2 separate regions of the Homo sapiens genome follow, and region 1 is linked to region 2. The links are chromatin loops, found by intact Hi-C in ENCODE. Cell type or tissue: CD14-positive monocyte. All regions are shown on one strand. Each heading gives the region's core, and the rest is flanking DNA. Links, peaks and the distances in the headings are about the cores only. Region 1 overlaps SH3RF3 (SH3 domain containing ring finger 3). Region 2 overlaps SH3RF3 (SH3 domain containing ring finger 3).

The links. A loop is a pair of places that touch in the nucleus more often than their neighbours do. Peaks named below come from ENCODE experiments on the same cell type or tissue, not always from the same donor. Only the 100,000 strongest peaks of a DNase experiment are listed, where the experiment ranks them.
Region 1: it touches region 2 in a loop (1.9-fold over the local background); 10 of 110 quality-filtered maps call a loop at or near these places.

The regions. Positions count from the first base shown.
Region 1 is chr2:109,252,138-109,257,509 of GRCh38, reverse strand. All of the region lies in intron 1 of SH3RF3 (SH3 domain containing ring finger 3), which reads right to left. It also overlaps a transcript of RANBP2 not described here. Among named protein-coding and RNA genes, the nearest start is that of MIR4266, 59 kb to the left of the region's middle. RefSeq lists enhancers at 2,722-3,011, 4,307-4,436, 4,547-4,626. In CD14-positive monocyte, for the core only: no CTCF peak of the experiment used is centred there; DNase peaks (open chromatin) are centred at 1,149, 1,709 and 2,879; H3K4me3 peaks cover 1,616 bases; H3K27ac peaks cover 3,018 bases.
Region 2 is chr2:109,202,391-109,207,762 of GRCh38, reverse strand. The region is part of intron 1 of SH3RF3 (SH3 domain containing ring finger 3); the gene reads right to left. It also overlaps a transcript of RANBP2 not described here. Among named protein-coding and RNA genes, the nearest start is that of MIR4265, 63 kb to the right of the region's middle. In CD14-positive monocyte, for the core only: no CTCF peak of the experiment used is centred there; no DNase peak of the experiment used is centred there.

The DNA of each region.
Region 1 (5,372 bases), core at 244-5,243, 50 kb before region 2:
TGGTGTGCCCTTCACAGACTTCAGGGCAGCTGCTATTTACAAGAAAGCCATGGGGCTTCTTCCTCCCTCCCTCCGTCCCTTCCTCCCTTCCTTCCCTCCTTCCCTTCCTCTCCCTCCTTCCCTTCCTCTCCCTCCCTCCCTCTCCTTCTTTCATTCCCTCCTCAATTCCTTTCTTTCCTTCATTCCTCCTTCCCTCTTCCTTAAGCCCACATCACTTAAAAGCAGAAACAGCTGACTTTGTACCTCCTGGCCACAGAACGAACAACATGACTTGATGCTGCCTCTCCAAGAAGGACTTACCGTCATGTCCACATGAGCAAGAGAAGCTCCTGCCCCAGTGGGCACTTTTCCAGGATGCTGAGTGAATGTCGGCTGCAGAGTGGACATGAGGGATTCAGTGGCTTTCGGGCTGCCTAGACACAGCCACTGAAATACACGGTGCCCCTACATGACATTCAAATGCCATACAGTGCAAGTCCAGGGCAGCAATGTGACCCGTGCCTGGTCACAGGCTGTCTGAGAGCAGAGGCGGAATAACTCCCTCCAGCATGAAGAGCTGCTAGTCCTCCACACATCTCCATCCACCACCGTTCATGAAAAACACATAAAAATGCCATTCAATTAGGTAGAGGCTGATGGTTAGTCTCCGGGACAATGGAAGACAAGGGACACCCCCACCTGTCACCCGGCACTGCCACCTAAGAGACCCTGAAATAAAAATCCCACTTCACTGTTTTCTCCAGTGATTCATTCATCAATAGCTCGATGTATTCCCTTTCCCTGATTAAAAGTTAACTCCACACAAGGAAGATGAGAAAAGAAAGATTGAGAAAACAAAACTTAGACCACGAAGACTAGGGAAAAAGTAATAAAAATTGTGGCACAATCCCATTGGCAAATCCCCTCGAAGCTCTCAGGCCAGTGCACCTAGCAAAAGGGCTTCTGTGCCCTTTACACACTAGCCCCTCAAAGCTCCAGGAGTGGACTGAACCTGGGCCTTGGTAAGTGTTTGTGACTGATCTCAAATCTCCCCTGTTTCCATGAGAGAGCACTCGTCTCCCTGTTTCAGTCAATGGTAAGTCTGAAACATCTCCTTCCTTGCAGGGGAGGACATCGCATTGCCGCTCATATCCCTAATGACACACTGTCAACTGACAAGCCCAGAGCACCTTCCAAGCTCGCCCCAGGACTACGTCACAGCGTCAACTTCCCCCACTCCCAGTAATACGCTCAACCAGGCCCAAGTGAAACAATGCGCGACCTGTCCATGGCAGGCTCTCCAACTGTGGGGTCTTCCTTGTCTACCTTTCACCTCCACTCAGGGGACAGGACTCAGTGAGGGCCTCCGCCAGGTGCTGGGTCACAGCGGCCAGAAGCACGGGCCTGGCCTCTCCCTCCAGACTTTGCAGGCTCATGGGAATGCCAAGTATTAATATGAAGCACATACAGGCTTACATTTGTGAGGAGGAAAAAGAGGACAGTAAGAGAGTATGTACATTTACATACAAGCACACACAGGGAATCTTCCTCAGGGGACAGGTGCATCCTATTCACTAAGCAAGAAAACACTTCCTCTTCCCCTTCCTTTCAAAGGCCTTGATCTGCAGGACAGAAGCAGGGAGAATGAAAAGGGCAAAAAGGAAAACTAATTTAACTGTCTTCTCTTTCTGAAAACTCGGCCTATTAAAAGCACAAACAGTCGGCAGGGCGGTTTCATTTCCTTGTCTTCATTAAATCAGGAAGCTGAGATTCAGCAGAGATTCTGGCCCTAGAAGTAGCTTATCGGAAATGACCATGAATTATCACCCCAGTGTCCTCCACATGTTTTCTGGTAAGTAGTTTCTTTACTTAACTGAGAAGGTTGTTCCCAACAGTTCTCAAAAGGTGTTCAAATTCCCAAGCCTACCTCATAAAACATTTTCATAATTATAGAGGTGATAGCAACCTTGGTGAGAACAACTATCAAGATGATTTTGATGGGGTTATTTGCTAATTTTGCCTCTTCTGTGAATAAAGATACCCAGTCGGCTGACTAATACGAACCCCAGTCCAACCCTGAATGTGTCCACAACCCCACAGACCTTCATACTGATCATTGAGAACAACCCAGACATTCCCTGGTGGTGGTAAAGTTAACCGAATAAAGCACTTCTCCAATGCTCTGTATTCTTAGAGTAGCTTTACTCAAGTTTCACCGGTGGGTGGTATGGGGTCTGCTGGAAGCCCAGTGTGACAGTGTGACCCATTCACTGGGAGATACTTCCAACCTAGATGCACTATTCCGAAGCCCCAACAGGTTGCCTAAATTGATTAGGAAAGTGAAATGCCACACACACAAAGCAAGAGTTGCACACGTGCACATGTACACACACAGACACACACACACAAACACTAATCTTTAACCTCCCACCACCATGACACGGGTACCACCTTGTGTCTTTTAGCCTTAGGAGGACTGCAGGCTTGTACAGTGTTGGAGCCATCCCTGTTCTTTCCAGATACAAATGATCTAATGGAGTAACCTAACCTGAACCACAGAGCCCCACATAGGTGTTCAATATCCTTCCAGAGCATTTTTCTAGCTTTTGAGACCAGAGTGGGTCACATGGAGCGTACTGTCTCGCTGAGCCCACCCGTGAGAATTCGGACATCCACAGAGAGCAGATACTGCCCTGGCGAGGCAGTGCCTCCAGCCTAGAAGTACCCATCTGTTGGCTTAACTGGAGCGCTCATGGGGCACTGTCCCGAGCCACTAAAGTCCCGGCAATGAGAGGCTCCTCTCATGGGAGCGGCTGGCACAGAAAGAGACAACCACACACCAACATTAGGGGGTACAGCTGAGACAGCAGGAAGTGAAACCCAGCAGAAGACAAAGAAACTATTTGACCAACCTTCTCACGGGGTCATGGGAATAGTCATGGTTTCTTCACATGTGCCTCAAGTTTTAATCAGCATCTACAATGTTGTATTGCCAGACCCAGGTACATCAGCTCAGTGTCAGAGGCAAAGCTGAACGAGGCTGGTAACATTTACATGCAATGTGTCAGGCCCTATTCTAAGTACTTTACAGCATTAATCCATTTAACCTCCCCAACAGTCCAATGAGGAATGTGCTGCCCCCATTTTACAGATGGGGAAACTGAGGCACAGAGAGGCCAACTTGCACAGGATTATACAGGTAGAAAATTATGGCACTGACTCCTTGGTCTGCACTCTAAGCCACTATGCTGCTGCGTGCTAAAAACTCTAGAAAAACATATTGATTGTCCTCAGGTCAGACATCCAAAGGTCTGGAGTGGAGTGAAGAAGTCTATAAAATGCTAACAGAAGAAAAATGTGATTTTCTTCATGTTTTCCTCTAAGAGTCCTTGCTAGAGGGGTTGGTGAGGCAGTCATGCTGGCTGCCACTAGCCCAGGGAAATTCTCATGTGGGTCAGAAAAAGCACCCCTTCAAGACAAATCTAGGATAAATGTGATGTGAATGGTGCCTGGCCCCTGAGTTGTATGATGTATAACCTACACATCTCAGGGGCCAGGCCCCATTCCCAATACATTTGACAGCCTTAAGAGCTGTGGAAGGGGAATTAAAGACTTCCATGCTTTTAGAAAGAAGAAAATGCAGTTCAAGAAAAAATACTCATACATTACTTTCTGGTTTCTGCTCCCTGAACAATTATTTTCTTAAATTACAAATTATAAATCTTTGTGTGTCAACCTATATAGCAATCTTTGCATCTAAATCAAAGAGAAATCATGGTCTCCACTTGGCCTGGTGCTTTAATAACCACCTGTTCTATTATATGTTCTATTTTCCAGACAGCCAAATTCCTTTCCAAATGACCCAGATACAACCATTTTTATCAAAATTCTAAGCACAGCCCCAAGCACAGGCTAAACCGAAAGACTGTTAAATTAGTCAGAATAAGAATTTGCTGCCTCAACATCTTAGATCCAGCATGAAAATCATGGACACAAGTGGTATTTCTGTTGCCTGGATTAGAAAACAAATAGCAAGCCTGGGAAACATGAGAGCTGGGCAGCAAAAAATGCCCTCACCAGCCCACCCGGAAAGCAGCGCCCACGTCCTGAAACCACATGGACACAGCCTATCCTGGGGCCTCTTCTTTGTAAACACTTCTGCCTCCCAAGGAAATAAACTAATCAAAGCACCTTAATCAAATTTAAAGGCTAGGCCGGGCGCAGTGGCTCATGCCTGCAATCCCAGCACTTTGGGAGGCTGAGGCAGGCGGATCACTTCAGGTCAGGAGTTCAAGACCAGCCTTGTGAAACCCCATCTCTACTAAAAATACAAAAACTAGCCAGGCATGGTGGCACGTAGCTGTAATCCCAGCTACTCAGAAGGCTGAGGCAGGAGAATCACTTGAACTCGTGAGGTGGAGGTTGCAGTGACCTGAGATCGCACCACTGCACTCCAGCCTGGGCAACAGAGCAAGACTCTAGCTCTTAAATAAAAAAAAAGAAAAAAAAAGTAAAGGCTACACATGTGGGTCTACATTTAAACTGATGGATTTTGCTTTTTGAGGTTCAAGAAGAATAGGGTGATTGACTACAGTCAGTCCCCTACTTACGATGGGCTGACTTAGGATTTTTCTACTTTATGATGGTACAATACAATACCCAAACTGTACTTCACATACCTATATAACCAGTGTTTTTCACTTTCAAGACAGTATTAGGTAAATGACACAGATATTCAACACTTTATTATACAACAGGCTTTGTGTTACATGATTCAGCCCAACTGTAGGCTGATTACATTAGCCAGCCTAATGTATATTGTTCTGAGTACATTTAAAGTAGGCTAGGCTGAGCTATGAGGTTCTGTAGGTTTGGTGTATTACATGCGTTTTCAACTTATGATACTTCCAACTATTGATGGGTTTATCAGGACATAATCCATCTTAACTCATTCTGTCATTCTAGTTTGCCTGAAATATCCCTGGTTTTAGCACTGAGAGTCCCACATCCCAAGAAACTCCTCAGTCCCAGGAACACCAGGACGGCTGATCAACCCATGATAAAGCTAAAACTGAAGGCCTGTAAAAAGACAAAGCTTATAAAACAAGCCTGAGGAAGCAGTTTCAGAAGTAAACATTAAGTTCAGAAAATTTTGAGAGTTTGCATCCAACTATTCCTCTAAAAATAAACCCGGCTTCTGTTGAACAATGTAAACTTTCTAAATTAAGCCTAAAACATCTTTTTAAATTATAATGTTGAAAGTTTTTTTTTTTTTTCTCCTCTGAGACAGGGTCTCACTGTGTCACCTGGGCTGGAGCGCAGTGGTGCAATCTTGGTTCACTGCAACCTCTGCCTCCCAGGCTTAAGCAATCCATCCTCCAACCTCAGCCTCC
Region 2 (5,372 bases), core at 54-5,053:
ATTTTAGCAATTTACAACATAAAATAATTCAGTCTCAGGTAAGTCTTCCTATACAAATGTTTTGTTTCCATGTGAAAATAGCTTTCCAAATTCTATAGGTGGCACCTTACATCATACAGCAACTGCACCCCTGGAAACAATCTTAGGGCTCCATTGCATCTTTATTTTCCACAATTTCAATATCTTAATAGCACACAAATAACATTTTGTTCCTAAGAGAAACACTGTTTTACCATGAAATTCCATGACATGCATCTCTCCAAAGGCAGATGGTTCTGCTGCATAACATTATTACATATATAATTACCTACATCACAAATATTTTCAAAATCGAAACTGCCAAGCCTTCTTGCCTGTCACTTTTTCTTATGTTGTCTCCATAGCAACCTGCTTCCCTCCCCCAGAGACAAAGAGAACACAGAAGACATCTTTAAATTGGCATAAATTAGAGACAAATTCTTTAATCAGACACACAGCTTACTCTAATGATTACCATACACCAAAATTATCCAGAAATAATAATTGTAACTCATAAAAATGAACTGCTGTAAACAGACCTGTTTGCACAAGATGAGAGCATAGTTCTAAAATGTGGCACTGTGTCGTCATTGCACCCTCACCCCCAGTTTATCATCCTCTACAGCACACACAGCCCTATCTGCCTTCTTCTTGAGCGCACTAAGCTCCCCAGGCCCTCTCCTCCAAATGAGCATGGTCAGGTTCTGCCTCAGGCCCTGAGTGGTTCTCACCTCCTGCAAATGCAGCGCTCAGCCAAACAGAGGTGTGTTGAAGTTCATTCCAGGCAACCATAACAAGCCACACATGACACAGAGACATGCTATCCCAAACACAAGCTTATGGCCCATGACTGGGCAGAAGGGGCACTGAGAATGCTCAGTCAACTTTGACAATTAGTGCAGAAATAGCAAATGCCAGAGTTAAGTAACTAATAGTGTCTCTCTCTTGTCACCCAGGCTGGAGTGCAGTGGCACAATCATAGCTCACTGTAACCTTGAACTCCTGGGCTTAAGCAATTCTTTGACCTCAGTCTCCTGAGTAGCTGGAATTATAAGCATACACTAATATGCCCAGCTAATTTAAAAAAAATTTTTTTTTTGTAGAGACAGGGTCTTACTTATGTTTCCCAGGCTGGTCTTGAACTCCAGCCTCAAGCTATCCTCCCTCCTTGACCTCCCAAACTGCTGGGATTATAGGTGTGAGCCACCACACTCAGCCTCCTCTAATTCTTTTTTTTTTTTTTTTTTTTTTTTTGAGACGGAGTCTCACTCTGTCGCCCAGGCTGGAGTGCGGTGGCACGATGTTGGTTAACTGCATGCTCTGCCTCCCAGGTTCACGCCACTCTCCTGCCTCAGCCTCCTGAGTAGCTGGGACTACAGGTGCCCTCCACCAAGCCCGGCAAATTTTTGGTATTTTTTAGTAGAGACAGGGTTTCACCATGTTAGCCAGGATGGTCTCAATCTCCTGACCTCATGATCTGCCCACTTCAGCCTCCCAAAGTGCTGGGATTACAGGCGTGAGCCACCGTGCCCGGCCCAGCCTCCTCTAATCTCGACCATAGTTAAAAATATAGTGCTGTGTCCCCAGAATAACATTCTACACCAAGCAAAACCTCCAGGGAGAGAGGGGTGGCTTGGGTCACCCATCCATTCACGTGCAGGTCATACAATGCCCACCGCGGAGGCTGGAAAGGCATCTCAGGGTACAAGTGACAGTTCACCAGGTTAGTCTCCAACTACTACTTGGCCTTGAAACACTTTTGGAGTAAACATGGTAAATCTCAATGTTACAAAGAGCTCAGAAAAACACACATCTACTTTTTTAAGTCAACAAATAATTCATAACCCTTCAGTTGGTTTCTATGAAAAAACAGGAAGCGGAAAGGAGAAAACTCCAACTTTAGGCTCAAGAGTATTTTACACACACAGTGTGCTTCCCTGTCTCTGATCCCCCCGCTGCTTCAGGGAGGCTGCTGGGGAAGGCTGCACAGAGCGGGGCTGCCTTCCTGCCAGTGAGCAAAGTGCACTGCCCCGAAACAACACCTCTGCCCAGAGATCTAGGGCAGATACGGTGCAGACCCTGACACCAACAGACTGAGCCATGTGATTCTCACCGTGGCCTTCTCCCATCTGATGAATATACCCTCTGCACCCCTAGAATGTAGTTTCTGTGTGAGCATAAAGAGTCACATAAGTTGGGCGGGGCACAGTGGTTCACCTGTAATCCCAGCACTTTGGGAGGTGGATGCAGGTGGATCACTTGAGGTCAGGAGTTCAAGACCAGCCTGGCCAACATGGTGAAACCCTGTCTCTACTAAAAATACAAAAAACAAAAACAAAAAATTATCTAGGCATGGTGATGCATGCCTGTAGTCCCAGCTACTCAGAAGGCTGCGGCAGGAGAATCTCTTGAGCTGAGATTGAGCCACTGCACTCCAGCCTGGACGACATGGCAAGACTCAGTTTAAAAAAAAAAAAAAAAAAGTCACATAAGTTGCTCTAATTTTTTTTATCTTATTTTATTATTTATTTATTTTTAGAGACGGAGTTTCACTCTGCTGCCCAGGCTGGAGTGCAGCGGCATAAACATGGCTCATTGTAGCCTCAATCTCTTGTATTCAAGGCATCCTCCTACCTCGGCCTCCCAAGTAGCTGAGACTACAGGCATGTACTTCTATGCCCAGTTAATATTTTTAGTTTTGTAGAGACAGGGTATCACTATGTTGACCAGGCCGGTCTCAACCTCCTGGCTTCAAGTGATCCTCCTGCCTCAGCCTCCTGGAGCACAAGGATTACAGGCATGAGCCACCATGCCCACCCAGTTGCTCTACTTTAAAAGGCAGACTTCTAAAATTATTTCCCTGGAACACAAAAAAGCCTTTAGTTTAGCCCCCACTTCCACGCTACAGAAAATACAGGGAATCAAGAAACAAGTTCAATGGCACCATCAAGAAATGACCCAATAAATCTAGAATGCAGGACATTTGACAAAATAATTGGCTTGGTCTCTTCAAAGGGTCAATACCTTCAAAAGCAAAGTAAGAGACTGCTAGAACAGTTCTCCAATGGGGCATCCTGCCTGCCAGCAGGTCCCTGGCAATGTGTGGGTTGTCACACCTGGTGGTGGAGTAGGTGGCGCTGCCGGCACCTGGAGGATGGAGGCCAGGGACGCTGCTGAACACACCCATTTATGTGTACATTGTACATTGCACACAAATATATGTACAATGTTGAGAAACTAGTCTAGAATAAGGGAGATTGGAGGGGCATAACAAAAGCCACAAGTGAACCCAGTTTTAACAAAAACTACAGCAGATTTTTAAGGGACAATCAGGAAAACCTGAATGTGAACTGGTATTGATAATGATTTAAAAGATAAGATAAGGAGATTCCTGCTAACTCTCTTAGGTGAGATAACAGGATCACAGAAGAGTGCCCTTATTCTGCAGAGGTGTCTGCTAAATTATCTAGGAATGAAGCAACAGGGCATAAGCAAAGTAAGTTTCATGGTTCACCCAAGACAGACAGACAGACATACAGACAGATAAAAGGAAAGAGCAGATGTGGCAGAGTTAATGGCTGAATCTAAATGGAGAAGAGACAGACCTTCACTGGATTCTCCTTACCCTCTTCGCCTTGTCTGAGACTGTTCATGACAGCCAGTGGGCAGGAGGTGCAAATCCAGGCATTTTTCGAATGGCCTCCTGACGTCTCAAAGATATAAACTACTCGGGTTTTCACACTCAGAGCCCCTTCAAGCCCACAAATGCTTCACACTGGAGCACCGTGCAGATGCTCTGCTGGGAGGCCTTGGGGCCACAACAGCACACACATCAGCCCTGCCATCAAGGGCTGCCAGGCCGCACAGGGAACAAGAAGGGCCCAGGGGTAGGTAGCGAGGCACCCACACAAGAGAGCAAACGCTTCAGAGTCGAGGCGTGCATGAGACAAAGGGCAGGAATGGATGGACCGAGGGTGTGAAAGGTATGTGGGTTCTGTGGGCTGGGCAGAGCATACCCATGGAGAGAAGATGGGGCTCCAGGCCCAGGGGGTGGAAGTGCAGGGTGCACAGAGACACAGGGCCAGGACACTCACATGGGGTGCACAGAGACAGGGCCACGATGCTTGTCGTGCAAAGGGAAAGTGGAGAACAGTGTTCCAGAGAGCTGGACGAACCACATGGAGCAGTCCCAGAGGGCTCCAAATGCATGCCCTGGGATCAGAGCAACTGCATTCAGGAGGCAATGGGGAGCGGTGGGACTTAGGAACTAAGAAGCGACTTAAAGAATATGTCATGGCCAGGGATACAGTGATCGCCTGACCACAGGTGATGCGCTCGTAGGGACGCGGAAACACCCTCCCAAGGCCATCCGTCTCACAACAGGGCAGCATAAGGACTAGCAAGCTCCGCCGCATCTGCGCCACTGTCTGCTGCGTCCACCTGAGAGAGCCACCTGTAGCCTCTTAATTACAGCCACACAGCCTGCCTCATCCTGATGCTGCCCTGGGGCTCTCTGAAGAGGCTCCTGGCTCTCTGCAGGGTCCTTCTTGCGGGCAAGGCATCCTCAATGAGGATGTCACTCAATGAGTGGACAGTGCTCCTTGACTGCTGAGGACACGGACAGGCCCAGGGCACCGTGCAGGGCCACCAGTGTTCCAGGCTCGACGGAGCTTCTGTAGCCTTTGGAGCCTCTTCCCCTCCAATCACTGTAGGACCATGGCCAGGCCAGTATCCTCAGGCCCAAGTGTTACCTTGTTAGGCACAAGTGTTATCCTCAGGCACAAGACCAGCTCCCATTGTGTTTGCATTCCTTCCATGACACCTACACTCTAAAACATTACTATCGGGACAAAACTGTGCTAATCAGCCAAGCAGTTGTTCAGTCCATAAATTCTGCAACACTTAAAGTTGGGCCCTTTCCCGGGAATGGGGCTCTCGACCCCCTTTGCTTAAATGTGTGTATGATCCTAAGAGCTCCATAGTATGGGAAGGGCTGTCGACAGCCCCACGGGAAGGCCGTGGCGTTTCCAGATGGGGAAACTGAGGCTCAGGGAGAGAAGGTGCTCACCCAAGGCTGTGTGCTGGCTGTTTTCCCAGGACCCAGGTTCCTGGGGCCGGGCTGACGCCTCACCCTCTATGCTCTGAAAAAGGAATTCTCAATTTTTAAAGAATAATCACTGCTGACTGCTGGGAGGGGAAGGAGAAAGCAGCCATGCTGACCACCCACCAGCTACCCAGACATGTGAGGAACAAGAACGCGCCCCAGGGACAAAGAGAAAAAGTACTGTGTAATTGTAATTGTACTACATTTAGTAATTGTACTAAAAAGTACAATTAAGTTCGGGCAATTAGGT